3 separate regions of the Homo sapiens genome follow, and regions 1 and 2 are each linked to region 3. The links are chromatin contacts, found by Hi-C or POLR2A ChIA-PET in ENCODE. All regions are on one chromosome and are shown on one strand. Each heading gives the region's core, a stretch centred on a gene start or an enhancer-like site at or near the end of the contact. The rest is flanking DNA. Distances are from core to core; before and after follow the strand shown. Region 1 has its middle 27 kb from the start of HTT. Region 2 overlaps RGS12 (regulator of G protein signaling 12). Region 3 overlaps HTT (huntingtin).

Region 1 (3,515 bases), core at 415-2,914, 150 kb before region 3:
CGACCAAGAAGCGGTCCGCTCAGTTGGCAGGGGTTTTAGGATTTTCTTATGTACCTCAAGGGAGCAGTAAACATCACATCATAATTTTTTTTTTAACAAAAAAGCACAATATGCACTCAAAACAGTGTTTGAACATTTTAAAGAATACATATTATATACCTCTGTTAAATGAAAAACTTCAGCCAAATTAAATTTAAATGAGTTTAATTGAGCAATGAACGATTCACGAATTGGGCAGCCCCCAGAATCACAGCAGATTCAGAGGGACTCCAGGGATACCTCGTGGTCAGAACAAATCTATAGACAAAAAAGGGAAGTGACATATAGAAATTGGAGGTGAGTACAGAAACAGCTGGGTTGGTTGCAGCTCGGCATTTGCCTTATTTGGACACAGTTTGAACTCTCAGCAGTGTACGAGTGAAGTACGGCTGCTGGGATTGGCCAAGACTCAGGTACTGCCACAGGTGCAGACTCCCAAGTGAGGATGTCAGGGTTTCAGTCTTGTCTACCAATTAAGTTAGGTTGCAGTTCGTCCACAAGGACTCAAATAGAGAAGTATGGAGTCCTTCTCAGGCCATATTTAGTTTGCTTTAACAATTCCACCCTTTTGGTCATTTTCTCAATTTTGAGAGATTGACCAAAACTTTAGTCATTGATGTCACTATCACCATCGTAAATGTACTTATTTGGTCCTGAAACCCTCTGAGAAACAGTAGAACAGTGAGTTTTGCAAAGGTAGGAACAAGGACTGAGGGTACCTCCTTATGCTGGAACGTCCTGTTTATAGGGGAATCTGTTAGGATCTATGTGTTTCCTTAAAGTCTTAGTTTGATTATGTCACATTTAGCATGAGTGACTCCATTTTTGTTTGGCTTAGTCTGTTGGGACATAGTGCATGAGCTCAGTCCAAAACAATGGCCTCCCATAATTTTATTTTAATAAATTCCCCTTTCTGTCCAGGTTCTCACTTAGGTGAGTGTGGGCGGCAAGCCACCCAGCTGCCAAGGCAAGACCCCGAGGGCACAAGCTGTTCCAGTATAATAAAAAATATATATATAGAATAAGAATAGTTATACTAGGCCGGGCGCAGTGGCTTACGCCTATAATCCCAGCACTTTGGGAGGCCGAGGTGGGCAGATCATGAGGTCAGGAGATCGAGACCATCCTGGCTAACACGGTGAAACCCCGTCTCTACTAAAAATACAAAAAATTAGCCGGGCGTGGTGGCGTGCACCTGTAGTCCCAGCTACTCGGGAGGCTGAGGCAGGAGAATGGCATGAACCCGGGAGGCGGAGCTTGCAGTGAGCCGAGATTGCGCCACTGCCCTCCAGCCTGGGTGACAGAGCGAGACTCTGTCTCAAAAAACAAAAACAAAAACAAAACAAAACAAAACAAAAAGAATAGTTATACTAGAAATAGATTATAGATATGATTAGATATGACTATTATCAATCATTAGTTTGTGGCATTACTCTATTCCAATATTATAATAATCTTTGTTCTACAATTATAACCTAGGAAAAACCAGGCCATACAGAGATAGGAGCTGAAGGGACAGGGTGAGAAGTGACCAGAAGACGAGTGTGAGCCCTCTGTCACGCTCAGACAGGGCCACTAGAGGGCTCCCTGGTCTAGTGGTAATGACAGTGCCTGGGAAGGCACCTGTTACTTAGCCGACCAGGGAAGGGAGTCTCCCTTTGGCCAGGGGAGAGGGGCGGAGGGGTTAGAGAAGACTCTGCTCCACCATCTCTTGTGGAAGGCCTGACATCAGTCAGGCCCGCCCACAGCCATCCGGAGGCCTGACCATCTCCCTGTGATGCTGTGCTTCAGCGGTCACGCTCCTGTTTCACTTTCATGTTCCGCTCTGTACACCTGGCTCCATCTTCTAGATAGCAGTAGCAGAATTAGTGAAAGTGCTAAAGTCTTTGAAATGCATAGAAGAAATAATGACGTAGGCTGTCTCCTCTCTCTCTCCGCCTCGGCTACCAAACAGGGAAGGGCACCCTGTCCGGTGGACACGTGACTTGCGTGACCTGACCTATCATTGGAGATGACTCACACTCCTTACCCTGCCCCCTTGTCTTGTATCCAATAAGTAACAGGGCAGCCAGGCATTCGGGGCCACTACCAGTCTCCGTGTCTAGGTGGTAGTGGTCCCCTGGGCCCAGCTGTCTTTTCTTCTATCTCTTTGTCTTGTGTCCTTATTTCTGTGATCTCTCATCTCCGCAGGTGAGGAGAAAAACCCACAGGCCCAGTAGGGCTGGACCCTACAGGCGAGAGTGTGACCAAAACTTAGGGCCTTAGCACCACTCTCAGTTACCATCGTTTTGGGTTTCTGGTCTCAGCACGTCATTCATAGGTTACGGTGTCCTCATGGTCACACATTTCTTTCAGCTTCTGCCATTCCAGTTGAAGAGAGACCATTTGTTGTTCTAGAGATGGCTGCATGCAGACATTTAAAACCTTTGAGAGAATGCAGCGCACCAGGGAGACTATTATTATGATTACTGGGAGGATAATACCAAGAGTTTGCAGTATGCTCCTTACCCAGGGTCCCTATACACCAAACCACCCCAAATCAAATAGATCAGACAATGAGCTAGATAAGAGGCTACTCACTCAACTAAGTGGCCTTTTCATTAATCTCCCACAACTGAATCTCTATAATACCTGATGTATTTCTCCCTAGGCCACAGGTGCCAGCAGCTGCACAGGTACTACTTTTCTGTTTAGTCAATTCTATTATTTAGCATACCTTTCACAAGGGAATTGAAAGTCTGTTGTGTAACTATAGCCTTTACAGTAGAGTCTGCTATACAGCCTATCATGAGGGATACATTTCTGGTTATGGCCTCTTTTACTCTAAACCATGGAAAAGTGATGCCCTTCTGGAAGAGTAAAGCCCTCCTGGCAATGCCCTCTTTAACCCATAGTGTGGGTTAAGAGGAGTGAACCGATATTCTGTTTCTGACTGATTACAGGCAACATATGTCTCATTAAAGTTTCTCACCTACACTGGACCTTCATCTTTTATCTATCAAAGTATAAAGTTATCCGTGTATAAGGCTGGCTGCAAAATCCTTCACAAATGAAAGTATACCCCATAAGTGCACACAACAGATCGTCTTTTCATTTCTATTATTCATAGAGGCATAAGCAAGGAACAGATACTCAAAGATAAGAGTCTCATGGCCAGGCGTGGTGGTGCATGCCTGTAATCCCAGCACTTTGGGAGGCCGAGGTGGGCGGATCACCTGAGGTTAGAAGTTCAAAACCAGCCTGGCCAACTTGGCAAAAACCCATCTCTACTAAAAATACAAAAATTAGCTTGGTGTGGTGGCAGGCACCTGTAATACCAGCTACTCGGAAGGCTGAGGTATGAGAATCGCTTGAACCCAGGAGGCAGAGGTTGCAGTGAGCTGAGACTGCACCACCGCACTCCAGCCTGGGTGACAGAGCAAGACTCCATCTCCAAAAAAGAAAAAAAAAAGAGAGTCTCATGACAGTAGAAGTCT
Region 2 (3,485 bases), core at 289-2,788, 190 kb after region 3:
GCATATCTTGGGTTACACACGCACTGGCACCTGAAGCCGAGACCAGAGGGATCCCGACACTCGTGTGGTGGAGATGTATTTTGTAGAATAAAAGGAATTCTATTTCCTATTTTATGTACAATGAAAATCATGTCATTTAATCAGTCTTAAGGTGGAGGGAGGATAAACTTCCTTAATGAAAAGAAACAGGACCCGGAACCAAATCCAGGATAAAGTGACCGGTGTTTTGAATGATCTGTTCATGCTTTCTCTTTCTGCCGTGTTCTCACTTCTCCTTTCTGGCAGAAGACATTCATTTCTTGCAGGCAATTTATACATGAAAGATTTGCCTAATATGTTTAGTTTCACCATATATAATAAGTTTTATTTGCCTCCAAAAGATTGCTTCTGTCAGCAATAGATGCAGGAACCCAGAGTTGTGTTATGTGTCCATTTTACAGTTGTTTAAAAACCTGCACCTCCCAAGGGTGGGAAGTCTCTAGCTCCTCGCCGTGCTGGCTCTGTGTGTCCCTCTGAGGAAGTGTGTCCTGGCTCCTCGCCACGCTGGCTCTGTGTGTCCCTCTGAGGAAGTGTATCCTGGCCACGCAGAGATCCCCTGGTGCTAGGGCTTTCCACCCCCTGCTCCTCCTTCTTTTCCCAGTGTCAGACCCTGGGGCCACTGGGACAGGCCCGTCCCTCCATGGAGAGCCCCAGTCACAGAGGAGGAGACGGGAGGGAGGAGGAGACGGGAGGGAGGAGGAGACGGGAGGGAGGAGGAGACGGGAGGGAGGAGACAGTCATCAGCACACCCTGAATTTCAGGAACCGCAGTGGGCGGGCTGGATGTTTATTTAGTTCCTTTTTGTGTTTTTGTTATTTTTCCATCTTCAGTTTCTTTGCTTATAAGAGTAAAAAGAGCCAGTTATCTTGTTTAATGTGCACATGAGCTCTAGATCGGTGTCACATTCTGCCGTTGTTAGATGTAGGGCACCGAGGCAGAGTGGGGAGATCCAGCAGCTCACAGTAGTCTGCAGGTGAGATGGCCAGACTCAGGCCTGCAGGGGAAAGCCCTGGCTGAGAGGCCCCTCCACCCTGGCTCCCACCCACCCCCCAGCCCTGGGCCTCCACACGCCCAGCCCCATGGTCCTGGAGAGTCCCCCGCTCCAGCCCTGGACCCTCCAGCGCCTGCAGCCCCTGCTGCCCCTTCTGGTGCCTCAGGCAGAAAGAGGCCCCCTCCCCCACACCCTGCCCTCCACGGCAGTGACAGGAGCCTGGGCGGGGTCGGGGTGGGGGGGTGGTCCCAGGGAAACTCTGGCTGTGTTTCCACACAGAGATCTTTTTATAGGCTGTGGTCAGTGGGAGACTCAGTGCACTGAGGTGGGCCTGGGAACTCCAGCACCCCAGTGTTTTTATGGGAAAAATGCTCCCCGAGTTCCAAGGAGGGACTGAGGAGTTGGCTTGGGGAGCAATCTGCTCAGCTGGGCTGTCTCTGCCTGGTCATCCTGTCTAGTTTTGGTGATTAATAGATCACTCACTTAGAAATATTTTGTGTTCAACGAGCCGTGCCAGTGAGAGAGTTCGTGTTCATGCCACGGTTTCATTCTGTGACGCGTATCGTGCTTTTATAGCTTAGGCTCTCGCTGGAGAGTTTTAGTTTTGTGGCTCGGTTTTAAGGAAGTTGGACTATGCTATTTTGGCAATCTTTGTCAAGTTGGAGTGTGTTTTTTCACTTTTTCAGAAGAAAGGGGCTGATAATGGCCACCCGTTTGTAGCCAAAGAGTGCCCTCGGGAAAAAGGGTTACAGCTGGTCTCTGGGGGGCACGGCAGGGCTGTGGGTGGGGGCAGGGAGCAGATTCCAGCTGGAGAGAAGGAAGCACATTCTAGCATTATAGAGAGGCTTAGCAGGGGAATGGTCTGCCTTGTGGGAAGTTATTCAGACAGAAGTGTGAGGTCGAGCTGGAGGGAGATGGGGCGTTGTGAAGAAATGAGAAAAGGAAGATGCCCGGTTGCTCCTGGAAAAAGGAACCTCTCACCTCTCCTGGTCTGGCTCTGCACAGAGCTGGAGCCGCGGCCGCACAGAAGCCCGTTCTTGTGGCTTCCTCCGTTGGTCAAGCTCTGTGCCAAGAGGCCTGCCAGAATCCCCTCACCCACTGCAGCCTCCACAGGTGGATGTTCCCGCTGTGACCACCTCACCTTCTGAAGTCGGGGTGTGGAGACTATCGGGGAGCTCCCAGAGCGCCCACCTCCTCCTGCGTACGGCGTCTGTGCCAGCAGGAAAGCCGGGGAACTGTGCGGCTCTGGCTTTGGGGGACGGTGGCAGGTCCACATGACACCCCACATACATGACCCCGGTGCTCCAGCTGCTTCTCAAACACTCCGTTCTCGCAGCCTCACCCTGGGGACCCCCGACACGTACTAGTCGCAGTCCTCCATCCCCATGTCCTCCTCATGCCTTGTGCCTCAGCTCTGCCCTGACCCCACTCTGTCCACTCAGCTGCCCCCCTACTCGTCCTCCATGCAGACCTCAGTCTTGGCCCTGTCTCTGCAGCCATCCTCCCGCTCCCTTCTCCTGAACGCTGGTGGTTGCCCCCACAGCAGCAGCAGTGATCTGCCCAGCCCCTGCACTGGACCCCTCCACCAGCTCAGAGCCCCTGTTCCCCCAACCATCCTGCGTCCCACCCTGGTCTCCAATGGTGCCTCAGGCACATGCGGTTTCCCTCTTCCCTTCCTGACCACCTGCCCCCATCCTGAGCGATGGCCACTGTCAATTTCCTGCCCGTGCTAGGGGCAGCTTCCATCATTTTAATTATTCATCTGTGTTGGTGCTTTTGTCCCCCCAGCTGGTGTGACCTCCACGTGGCAGGTCAGAGTTGTCCCGGCACCCGGCACAGCGGCTGGCACGAGAGCTGTCTGTTGAGTGAATGATCGGGTGTTCAGCAGACATCAGCCAGAGCGTCAGGGCGAGGCTTGGGCGGGGACAGTGGCTTTCAGTGATTTTCCTTTTAGTCGTGAAACCTTCTCAAAAAGCACACACAAGCACAGAAGCAGAAACTCCTGTGTGACTGGTGTTGCGGGGTGGACCCACTGCCGCCGCCTCCTCCTGGGCTGCTCTGCGCGCCTGCCAGGCTCTTCCAGTGCCTTCACCCAACACGCGGGCCTTTGGAGCTCAGACCTGGCCATGGCGGAAGATTCGGGCTCCACCTGCAGCTCCACAGCTGACAGGCCGATCTCTTGGGGCAAGTCACTTTCTCTCTCCTAGCCTTGTGTCTTCATCTCGCCGGTCCTTGTTAGCGAACAGGCACTGAGGCCTGGGGAGCTGTCACAAACGGCTGCCTGATGGGGGAGGGTTACCGTAATTGCCGGATTAACTTGGGGGACTTTAAACTGCATTCCTCTTTAAAATATAAAGTATAATTGTTGATATTTTTGGCAAATGCCAAAATTTGTATTCTATACAATTTTGAAAGAGAAAGGGAAAAGCTTGAGAGTAGAACCATCAGTACTTAC
Region 3 (3,684 bases), core at 1,152-3,651:
TGTTCCGGAGAATCACAGCAGCTGCCACTAGGCTGTTCCGCAGTGATGGCTGTGGCGGCAGTTTCTACACCCTGGACAGCTTGAACTTGCGGGCTCGTTCCATGATCACCACCCACCCGGCCCTGGTGCTGCTCTGGTGTCAGATACTGCTGCTTGTCAACCACACCGACTACCGCTGGTGGGCAGAAGTGCAGCAGACCCCGAAGTAGGTTCATAATGCCCCACAGCCCAGGGCGCCAGCCCAGCACCCTGTCCTGAGACTCCCAGTAACCTGAGCTTTGGCCACCGTTAAAGCATTTTCATTTTCCATTTTTTGTGAGGGCTTGTGAAATTTCTGCTGCATATTAATATTCCTTTCATGGACAGCATATTATTGGGACAAACATGCGGTCCAGCTAAAGGCATTCAAAATAGCAGTTGCTTTCTAAATGCGATTTTCTTTGGCAGGTTCTTTGACACCATTGCATCTTGTGGGATATGCTTGTCATGCTCTGTGGCTCCTACTAAGTTCTAGTCCTTAAATTGGTTCCATAGCCAGACATGTTGCAATGTCTTAACCTCATTATAAAGTAAATGTGGTTCTGGTTATCCTTAGATAATGAAGTAACAGTGTAGCAAATTTCAAAACCTCTTGGAAATGTTATTTTACCATTCAAAAAGGCTTACTAAGGTTCTCGTTATGGGTGGCCCTCTTTTTGCAAAAGGTTTTCAGGCTTAAGCTCCATTTCTAGGTGCTCCAACACTCCATTATTTGTATATGTATGGAAATAAAAGCTGTGACCACCCCCAACCCTGGCCCCCGCCCAGCTGAATCCTCAGCACAGTATTTCTGGAAGGCTCAAGATCCCACGCTGGGGAAAAGAAGTTCTGGAGACAAAAGAGGGCAGGTGCTGCCGTGCCTCTCTGCTCAGTATGGATACTGGACCTTGTGCTGCCAGGGCTCCCAGTAGGGCCAGTTCATGGCACTCAGCTGGAAAGTCCACTGTTGGGAGGCATTCTTAACCATCCACTCTGTGCCGTATGTAGTGGGGTCTGGTCATTCTGTTGGAGGAGACAGACCAGTGACGACATTTGAAATGCTTGGTGGATGTCTTAGGCCTGTTACGATGACTGAGCACTGTGGGGGCAGGAGACAGAAAGTCAGTGTCTCCTAGTTCTGTGCTGCTTTAACGTGCATAGAAATCAGCTGCGGATTCAGCAGATCACTCCTTTTCTGACAGATGGGCCTGCTTACTCTGATGTTATATCAGAAAGCTCTGAATCTGGGAATTGTGTCCCCTGAATTGGAGTAACAGAAATGCTTAGATGATGAGTGTTTAAAAGAAATAAACCAAAGGTAAATTTAGTTTGGAATTCAGCAAGCGTCTTCATTCAGCCCTCTGAGGGCAAACTACAGCTTTTTGTAAATGTAGGTAAATTCTGTGACTGTTTCGTGACCCCCTCTGATCCAGTTTTCCTTTATAACCTTCTGTATTGTTCCTTCTATTATCCTGAAATAACATTAATAGATTAGGCTGGGCGTGGTGGCTCATGCCTATAATCCCAGCACCTTGGGAAGCCAAGGCGGGCAGATCACCTGAGGCCAGGACTTCGAGACCAGCCTGGCCAACATGATGAAATGCTGTCTCTACTGAAAATAACAAAAATTAGCCGAGCATGGTGACAGGTGCCTGTAGTCCCTGCTACTCAGAAGGCTGAGGCGGGAGAATCGCTTGAACCTAGGAGGAAAAGGTTGCAGTGAGCTGAGATCGCGCCACTGCACTCTAGCCTGGGTGACAGAGTGAGACTCCATCTCAAAAAAAAAAAAAAAAAAAAAAAATTAATGGATCAATGGATTTTTAACCTAATAATTAAATTTCAAAAAATATCGTTCTTTAATGGTAATGTAAAGGTAAAATTAAGATAATATGTAACAAGCATGTGAGTGTCTAAGGTGTCCCCGTGGTGGAAGGAAAAAATAAATCCCCATAAGTGTCCAAGATGCCCATAGAGAGCAGAGCTGTTCTGGTTTAAACCCCTGCTCTTAGCACTGTGTTTTTCCAGCTGTGGGTGGTGGGGGATGAGTATCTTTTTATTTCCATGAGATGAGAAAAATGAATTACTAGAAGTGTGAAATACAAAACACAGCTGCTCTTTTTTTAGCCATAGACTCAGCAGCCATAAAATTGCTGTATCCAGTTGCAGAAATTCCTGCTGCTTACTCTTGACCCTCTCTCGGTTTGTGTGCATCTCCTCTCAGGCTGGCTCCCAGATGGGAGCTGGCTCCAGGCGACACTGGGTGCTCTGCTCCAGGAGGTCCTTATGTGGGTCCTGCCCTAGCCTAGCCCCTCTCTTATGGACTCTGTCACTGTGGGTTTATGATTCACTCTCAATCTGTCTTACCTCTTGGTGAACTGTTAGAGTCCTGCCTATACTTTGGCGCTTGTGGGTGTGTTGTGGTACACATGATGTGTTGGTCACTTCCCAGCTCATCTTGTTCTGAGTCACCCTAGATTTGGGACATTCATTCGCCACCAGTACCGGGCGGTGTATGGCCTGAGATTTGGGGGGGCTTGTGCTGCTACAAATTGGGGCTGAATTTGAGTTGACAGTGGACCTTCTTTATGTCTACTGCTCATATTTGAATTGCAAATACTGCCTCTTCTCTTTCAGAGGCTCATTACCCTATAGCTGTATTATTGCAAAGTGCACAATTACAGCTTGAGTGTAAGTCACACTGCGCTGGCAGGACGGCCCACTGAGAAAGGGCACGTTTCCTGTTCGTTAGTTTTCACATTGACACATAATTTACAATACAGTAAAATGTACTTTTCTATCAACTGTAGTCAGTAACAGCCCCCCTCCCCCAACCACATCAAGATATAGAGGAGTGCTGTCACTTCAAACAGTTCCCTCTTCCTCTGCCACATCCTGCCCCTCCCCAGGTCTAACCACCAATCCGTGCTCTGTCCCTCTGTTCAGCCCATTGCAGAAGGCCATAGAAATAGAATCTATAGGCTAGGTGTGGTGGCTCATGCCTGTAATCCCAGTATTTTGAGAGGCTGAAGTGGGAGGATGACTTGAGGCTGGGAGTTCAAGACTAGCCTGGGCTGCCTAGCAAGACCCCATCTCCAGAAAAAAAAAATTTAAAAATTACAATCACGTCCCTGTAGTTCAGCTGCTTGGGAGGCTGAGGCAGGAGGATCACTTGAGCTCAGGAGTTAGAGGTTACAGTGAGCTATGATCGTGCCACTGTGCTCCAGCCTAGGTGACACAGCAAGACGTTGTCTCTGGGGAAAAAAGAAAGAAACGGAACCACGCGGTGTGCAGCCTTCTGAGTCTGGCCCCTTTCGGTGAGCAGTGTCTAAAGTTCTGTCGCGTGTTGCCCACGCGTCGGTGGCTCGCTCCTTGCAACTGCTGAGCATTGTATGGCTAGGCTGTAGTTTGTTTTCACTTCACCAGTTGGGAAACAGAGAAAAGGCACTTTTTAAAAAGTTTAAATCTGTAGAATTTTGGTTTTTACCAGTTCTCTTCTAAATCCTGAGGGATTACAGGAAAAGTTGTTGTATTTCAGAATATTCTTAGCTTGATGTGACCTCTGTCCCCGTTAAGGCCCTTTGCCGCAATGGGAAGGACGTCGCTCGGTCAGACCCTGAAGGTCAGAGGGGCAGTTTGGGAGTGTGTCAACATTTTAACTGTATGGAC

What was found. Hi-C counts contacts between places; a loop is a spot of excess contacts on that map. ChIA-PET counts read pairs that join two places held with the same protein, here RNA polymerase II (POLR2A). Pooled maps may share reads with other maps.
Region 1: a map of natural killer cell shows a loop between it and region 3 (4-fold over the local background). The contact joins two enhancer-like sites. A Hi-C loop is called at or near these places in 2 of 168 maps with a recorded cell type or tissue (naive thymus-derived CD4-positive, alpha-beta T cell and natural killer cell), 26 of 37 single-sample maps with no recorded cell type and 16 of 50 pooled maps. POLR2A ChIA-PET finds 5 or more read pairs at or near these places in 2 of 52 experiments (AG04449 and OCI-LY7).
Region 2: a map with no recorded cell type shows a loop between it and region 3 (7-fold over the local background). The contact joins two enhancer-like sites. A Hi-C loop is called at or near these places in 2 of 37 single-sample maps with no recorded cell type and 4 of 50 pooled maps.

What each region holds. Positions count from the first base shown.
Region 1 is chr4:3,045,952-3,049,466 of GRCh38, forward strand. It overlaps HTT-AS. Among named protein-coding and RNA genes, the nearest start is that of HTT, 27 kb to the right of the region's middle. RefSeq lists an enhancer at 1,759-2,118. Within about 2 kb of position 1,665, at least 14 of the 41 ENCODE cell types and tissues checked have a DNase peak (open chromatin) inside an H3K27ac peak, as active enhancers do; they include OCI-LY7 and natural killer cell, where a contact is called at or near this core.
Region 2 is chr4:3,387,498-3,390,982 of GRCh38, forward strand. The region is part of intron 4 of RGS12 (regulator of G protein signaling 12); the gene reads left to right. Among named protein-coding and RNA genes, the nearest start is that of HGFAC, 53 kb to the right of the region's middle. RefSeq lists enhancers at 463-732, 1,423-1,572. Within about 2 kb of position 1,539, at least 14 of the 41 ENCODE cell types and tissues checked have a DNase peak (open chromatin) inside an H3K27ac peak, as active enhancers do.
Region 3 is chr4:3,199,735-3,203,418 of GRCh38, forward strand. HTT (huntingtin) reads left to right here. Exons shown (of 67, transcript NM_001388492.1): 41 at 1-205. Among named protein-coding and RNA genes, the nearest start is that of MSANTD1, 48 kb to the right of the region's middle. RefSeq lists a silencer at 3,323-3,422. Within about 2 kb of position 2,402, at least 15 of the 41 ENCODE cell types and tissues checked have a DNase peak (open chromatin) inside an H3K27ac peak, as active enhancers do; they include OCI-LY7 and natural killer cell, where a contact is called at or near this core.